2 separate regions of the Homo sapiens genome follow, and region 1 is linked to region 2. A link is a contact called in ENCODE Hi-C or POLR2A ChIA-PET data. All regions are on one chromosome and are shown on one strand. Each heading gives the region's core, a stretch centred on a gene start or an enhancer-like site at or near the end of the contact. The rest is flanking DNA. Distances are from core to core; before and after follow the strand shown.

Evidence for each region. Hi-C counts contacts between places; a loop is a spot of excess contacts on that map. ChIA-PET counts read pairs that join two places held with the same protein, here RNA polymerase II (POLR2A). Pooled maps may share reads with other maps.
Region 1: a loop to region 2 is called in a pooled map, with 2.2 times the contacts of the local background. The contact joins two enhancer-like sites. A Hi-C loop is called at or near these places in 1 of 50 pooled maps. POLR2A ChIA-PET finds 5 or more read pairs at or near these places in 2 of 52 experiments (Caco-2 and activated T-cell).

The regions. Positions count from the first base shown.
Region 1 is chr17:78,757,434-78,760,777 of GRCh38, forward strand. The region is part of intron 1 of CYTH1 (cytohesin 1); the gene reads right to left. Among named protein-coding and RNA genes, the nearest start is that of CYTH1, 23 kb to the right of the region's middle. Within about 2 kb of position 2,003, at least 21 of the 41 ENCODE cell types and tissues checked have a DNase peak (open chromatin) inside an H3K27ac peak, as active enhancers do.
Region 2 is chr17:78,864,593-78,868,149 of GRCh38, forward strand. All of the region lies in intron 3 of TIMP2 (TIMP metallopeptidase inhibitor 2), which reads right to left. It overlaps LOC124904068 (a long non-coding RNA gene), which reads left to right. Exons shown (of 2, transcript XR_007065924.1): 2 at 3,382-3,557. Among named protein-coding and RNA genes, the nearest start is that of USP36, 26 kb to the left of the region's middle. Within about 2 kb of position 1,304, at least 12 of the 41 ENCODE cell types and tissues checked have a DNase peak (open chromatin) inside an H3K27ac peak, as active enhancers do.

The sequences.
Region 1 (3,344 bases), core at 753-3,252, 110 kb before region 2:
GCCCATAGAGTGTCCAGCTCATTATAGGTGTTCAATAAGTATCTGTTGAATAGATGAATAAAAAACGACCTGGGAAAGAAGCTGCTATAATTTTCCCATTCTAATACATGTAAACACTAGCCGAGGTTCTTAGAACAAAGTTCATTCTGCCAATGCTGAGAGAGGCAGGAAAAAATTTTAATTATATCAGCAACCCAAAAGATTAAAAAAATATTCAGCCGGGTGCAGTAGCTCATGCCTGAATCTCAGCACTTTGGGAGGCTGAGGCGGGCAGACTGCCTGAGGTCAGGAGTTTAAGACCAGTCCGGCCAACATGGTGAAACCCCTTCTCTACTAAAAATACAAAAAAAATTAGCCAGGCATGGCTACTTGGGAGGCTGAGGCAGGGGAATTGCTTGAACCAGGGAGGTGGAGGTTGCAGTGAGCCAAGATCGCACCACTGCACTCCAGCATGGGTGACAGAGCAAGACTCTGCCTCAAAAAAAAAAATTCAAAAAAAAGTTTAAAAAAATAGTAATTCAATGTCAGGAAGGATAAATTAACAAGTATCATCATATACTGGTATGAGGTGTAAACTGATTCACACTTTCTGAAAACCCATTTGGCAGTACATATCAAGAGACTACAAAGTTAAACTCCCTAACCCAGTAAGTCCACTTACAGGAATCTAGCCTAAGAAAATCACTGGAAATGTGAGCAAAACTTTATCCACAAGAATGTTACAGGATTCTTTCTTACAGGAACAAAGTGGAAACTTCTAAATAACAAGACAGGATGATTAATTAAACTATGCTCCATCTATATCATGCTGCCTTTGGCCGAGGCCCCAAGCATCCCTGCATGTCCTTGCTGAGAGTGCCAAACTGCAAGGTCTGTCTTCTTGTAGCTGGCGACATGAAGTTGGTCAAGGAGACTGTAGCATGACATGCCCCCATTGAGGAGAAGAAGCCTGGCCTGTCTATCACTTGCTATAAAAAGTGCTAAGCCCAGGCCCGGTGTGGTGGCTCACGCCTGTAATCCCAGCACTTTGGGAGGCCGAGGCAGGCAGATCACCCGAGGTCAGGAGTTCGAGACCAGCCTGACAAACATGGAGAAACCCCGTCTCTACTAAAAATAAAAAATTAGCCGGGCATGGTGGTGCATGCCTGTAATCCCAGCTACTCGCTAGGCTGAGGCAAGAGAATTGCTTGAACCCAGGAGGCGGAGGAGGTTGCAGTGGGCCGAGATTGCACCATTGTATTCCAGCCTGGGCAACAAGAGTGAAACTCGAAACTCCATCTCAAAAAAACAAAAAAGAAAGAAAAAAAGAAAGGAAAGTGCTAAGTCCTTGGTGGTCCTTGGTTCCTCAGCTGTAGGCAAACCCAATTCATGCATAGACATCATCTGGGCCCATCATGTCACCCCACGAGACTTGAGGTCAGGGGCACCAGCACTTTCATGCTGATATTCCTGCTATTTGCTGTGCGATGTGTACTAATCTGCCTCATTCTGATCCAGTAGGTCTCGTTATCTACTTTCGGCATCCACGGAGTTATGGCATGTGCTTGTGGCCCTAGCTACTCAGGAAGCTGAGGTGGGAGGATTGCTTAAGCATAGGAGATCGAGGTTGCAGTGGGCTATGACAACACCACTGCACTCCAGCCTGGTCAACAGAGTGAGATCCTGTCTCAAAACAGAAAGAAAATTTCCATAATAATAATTTTCTCAATGTTTGCCAAAGTGCTAAAGTAAGAAGGGCACAATTGTAGCCAATCGAAGCCCACTGCCTGAGGTGGCTTCATTTTCAGACTATATGGCAACTGCCCCGAGGAAGGACTAAAAGGTACTCTCCAAAGACACTCTGGGTAAGTGGACGCAGCCTCAGTTCTTCGTAGGTCTCATGCGCCTAGCAGTCTACATCCCAGCGCCAAGCCTCTCTTTCATCCAACGGGGTAGGCAAAGGGGTCTTTTTAGGTTGCTTCCTCACTGTTGTACAGATCAGGGCTCTAAAACTGGCACCTGGCCACTGGCTGCCTAGCAACAGCTGCAACATAAAGAGACGGTATCTCTTAAAAGGAACAAAACAGAAAACCACACAAAGACACATGGGGAAGCTAAAGTGGGTAGGTAGCTATATACTTGGTAGCTATAATAAAGGAGTAAAAACAAAAATCCAAGGTTGGTTATTCTTGCTTCTTTCATCTGTTGAGCCTCTTCTTAAAAACCTCTGTAAGTTCAAAACCCTCCAAGCGGAATACTGAATGGCTTAAAGCAAAACCACATAAATTAGATAGTTACAGCTGAGGAAATGCATTCAACACTCAGCCATCCCTTCCTACAATCATGGACGCACAAATTCTTGTGAAATCATTTTATACACTCAACACGGGAAATGAAGGGAAGCATCTCTGGCCAGGCCAACTCAAGCCAGAGCCTGCCTGTGTGATGTGACCTTGGAGAGAACAGTTAGAGGTTCTGAAGCGTGAGTTTCCACACCTGGGGTCCCCAAATTTAGGGGCATTAGAAGTATATTTGTGTGCATGTGTGTACAAGCATGTGCATGTATGTACGTATTTATTCATTCACTCATTCCTGGATCTGCCCTGGTACGTTTGGTATGGCTAGAGTAAGGAACCAGAATAAATGGCTTTTTTGAAAGATTCCTCCAGGGATTCTGCGGGTTAGTCAAGTATGGGAACCACCATTCTAACCCAAATTTACTAGATTACGAACTTTAAAAGGGAAGGCTAAACAAACCACTTCTGCATGTTCATCTGCCTAGGACATCTGCTACCACAATTGCAAAAGGTGCCCATGTGGAACGGAAAATACATGGTTGAATTTTACAAATTTAGACATATAAAGCTAAAAACTCAAGAAACACTGAATTCCCTCTTTTGACTACTGATGTTTTAATTCTGGCCTCTATCCAAATAGCAGGTTTATATATATATATATATATATATATATATACACACACATACATATATATATGTGTATATATATATATATACACATACATATATATATGTATATATATATACATACATATATATATGTATATATATGTATGTATATATATATACATATATATGTATATATATGTATATATATATATACATACATATATATGTATATATATATGTATATATATATACACATACATATATATGTATATATATGTATATATATAGTTTAAAAGAAAGCAACAACATTCTACTATCTTAAAACCCTCTTTTCTAAACACTAGAAAATCAAAAATCGCATTACAACAGAACTTAAGACTTTTAAATAGAAGTGAAAAAGTAATTTTACACAAAAAGCATCATATACTTATCTTTCTAAAAGTTACAGGTATCAAGTAA
Region 2 (3,557 bases), core at 54-2,553:
GTTCTGTGTCCTCATCAAAACCTCGTGCCTCCTCCTTGAGATACTAAGTAGTATCTGAGTTAAAAAGTTAATGGAAATGTTAACAATTTGAAAACATATATAGAATTCAACTTAGAAGAGTATTACATATTTTGGAAACTTTAAAATGTATGCACATAAAAAGAAATAAAATCTACCAGCCGGGTGCAGTGGTTCAAGCCTGTAATCTCAGCACTTTGGGAAGCCAAGGCAGGCGGATCACCTGAGGTCAGGAGTTCAAGACCAGCCTGACCAACATGATGAAACCCCGTCTCTACTAAAAAAATACAAAAATTAGCTGGGCGTGGTGGTGCATGCCTGTAACCTCAGCTACTCAGGAGGCTGAGGCAGGAAAATTGCTTGAACCTGGGGGGCGGAAGTTGCAGTGAGCCAAGATCGCGCCACTGCACTCCAGCCTGGGCTTTGTTGCCTCCGTCTCATAAATAAATAAAATAAAATAAAATCTGACCCATGCTACAACATGGATGAACTTGAGGACATTATGCTAAGTGCAATGCTTCAGCTATGGAAGGAGGTATGACTCTACCTGTACGAGGTGTCTAGAATGGGCAAATTCATGGAGACGAAGTAGAAAGGTGGTTGTCAGGGGCTGGGCAAACAGAGGAACAGGGAATTATTGGTTAATGGGGAGAGAGTTTCAGTTTGGGATGATGAAAAACTTCTAGAAATAGATAGTGATAGTTACACAACACTGTGAATGTACTTAATGCCGCCCAGGTGCGGTGGCTCACACCTGTAATCCCAGCACTTTGGGAGGCCGAGGTGGGCGGATCACCTGAGGTCAGGAGTTCGAGACCAGCCTGGCCAACACAGAGAAATCCCGTCTCTACTAAAAATACAAAATTAGCCAGGCGTGGTGGCACATGCCTGTAATCCCTGCTACTCGGAAGGCTGAGGCAGGAGAATCACTTGAACCCGGGAGGCAGAGGTTGTGGTGAGTTGAGACCACGCCATTGCACTCCAGCCTGGGCAACAAGACAGAAACTCTGTCTCAAAAAAAAAAAAAAAAAATTAGCTGGGCGTGGTGTTGGGCACCTGTAATCCCAGCTACTTGGGAGGCTGAGGCAGGAGAACTGCTTGAACCCGGGAGGCAGAGATTGCAGTGACCCGAGATTGTGCCACTGCACTCCAGCCTGGGCAACAGAGAGAGACTCCATCTCGAACAAAAACAAAAACAAACAGAGAGCTTCAGCATGGGCGAGGATTCAGCTGGGTATGTTTGGACACCGGTGCTGGCTCAGACCAAGGTCACTTTTGCACCCAAGAGTCCTTCCGCAGCGCTGCAGTTTGGCCAGAAAGCCCCTAGAGGGCAGTGTGACGAAACTGAGCTGGGACGGCTGGGACTTACTTTAAAGGCTGTTCCCTGTGGATAGGAACAAACAGGATGCAGAAAACTGGAAGTAAGTTCCCTGCACCACGGGGGATTCTGTCTCCTTTCTTGTCTCTCCAGATTTTATTTTTCTGATGACAAACGTAATAAATGCCATAATTTTAAAGGTTTAATACAGGAAAGAACTGAAAAGGAGACACAGCAGATGCTGACACGCTGGGAAATTTCCTCCCGTGCTCTGTTCTGTGCACAGCTGCAGCAGCCCCCGAATGCCACACTGCAGACCATGCCTCTGCCACGCGCCACCGTGCGTGCTGTGCGGCCACCCCAGCTCTCCTGCCTCCTCTGTGTTTTTTTTGAGGGCATTAGTTAGCTGGTAAGATCTTTGCACCACAGGTGGTTTTTGTCCCTCTACCCTTCTCCATTTGATTTTTTTTTTCTTATTGTAAAAATCATAGATAATACTGGGCGTGTAAAATGGTGCAGCTGCTTTGGAAAACGGTCTGCCAGCTCCTCAAATGGTTAAACCTAAAGTCACCCAACCCCTCCCCACCCCCGACCCCACCAATTCCACTGCCAGGGATACACCCAGGAAAAATGAGAACAGGTCCCTGCAAAATCTCACACACCAATGTTCATTGCAGTATTTGTCACAATGGCCAAACGGTGGCAACAACCCAAATGCACATCAAATGATGACCGGATAAACAAAACGTGGTCTATCCATACAGTGGAATACTCAGTCATAGAAAGGAATGAAATTCTGATACACACTGTAACATGGATGACCCTTGGAAACACGAAAGAAGCCGGTTACACAGGGTCACACGTATGATTCCGTTCCCAGGAAAGCCCAGCATAGAGAAATCTATAGAGACGGGAAGTATACCAGTGGCTGCTTAGGGCTGGGGGAGGGGGAGGGGAGTCAGGAGGGTAATAGCTCAAGAATACAGGATTTCTTTTTGACTGTAGTGATGGTTGCAGAACTCTGTGACATACTAAAACCACTGAATTGTAGGCCGGGCGCGGTGGCTCACGCCTGTAATCCCAGCACTTTGGAAGGCCTAGGCGGGCAGATCACCTGAAGTCAGGAGTTCAAGACCAGCCTGGCCAACATGGTGAAACCCCGTATCTACTAAAAATACAAAAATTAGCCAGGTATGGGGGCACACATCTGTAATCCCAGCTACTTGGGTGGCTGAGGCACGAGAATTGCCCAGGAGGCAGAGGTTGCTGTGAGCCAAGATCACACCACTGCATTCCAGCCTGGGCAACAGAGGGAGACTCTGTCTTGGAATGAGAATAAGAAAAGTGCTCATAATAAAACATTTTAGGAAGTCCAGAAATGCATCTTAAAAGGGGGGGAAGTCTCCTATTATCCCCAAGGAGAGGGATAGAAGTCTTGATGACCGAGATACCCAGCAAAGCAGGAGCTGTGAGCATGTTAAGGAAGGGAGGGAAGATCTTACCCAAGGGGAGATAACAGGAGTCTTCCCTGCCCAACTCACAGCCCTGCATCTTCCTCCCTGCAATGACCTCCTCCCCATCCATAGGCAAGGACACCACCTTCTTCCAGCAGCAAGTCTGTCTAGACCCTTGGACCTGTGAGAGTCTCTCTTCCTTTTGTACCTTCTTTTTTTTTTTTTTTTTTTGAGATGGAGTCTCACTCTGTCGCCCAGACTGGAGTGCAGTGGCACGATCTCGGCTCACTACAAGTTCCGCCTCCCGGGTTCACGCCATTCTCCTGCCTCAGCCTCTTGAGTAGCTGGGACTACAGGCGCCCGCCACCACGCCCGGCTAATTTTTTTTTTGTATTTTCAGTGGAAACGGGGTTTCACTGTGTTAGCCAGGATGGTCTCAATCTCCTGACCTCATGATCTGCCCGTCTCGGCCTCCCAAAGTGCTAGGATTACAGGCGTGAGCCACCTCGCCCGGCCCCTTTTGCACCTTCTAAGCATTCACTTACTATTCACAATTCTCCACAAGCAAAATCTATTTTCTTTCTTTTCCAGTCTCCCCATTCGGAACATCTGTGTGCTCCATGATGACCAGAGCCAAGGATCTCACCGTGGGAATCTCCCATTGTCTCTAACACGGGGCTGGGCACCTAACAGGTGCTCACTAAGCACACATTGATTTTTAGAAGGGAAAAAAGTACATGTCACCTAAACCAGAAGAAAATCCCCCA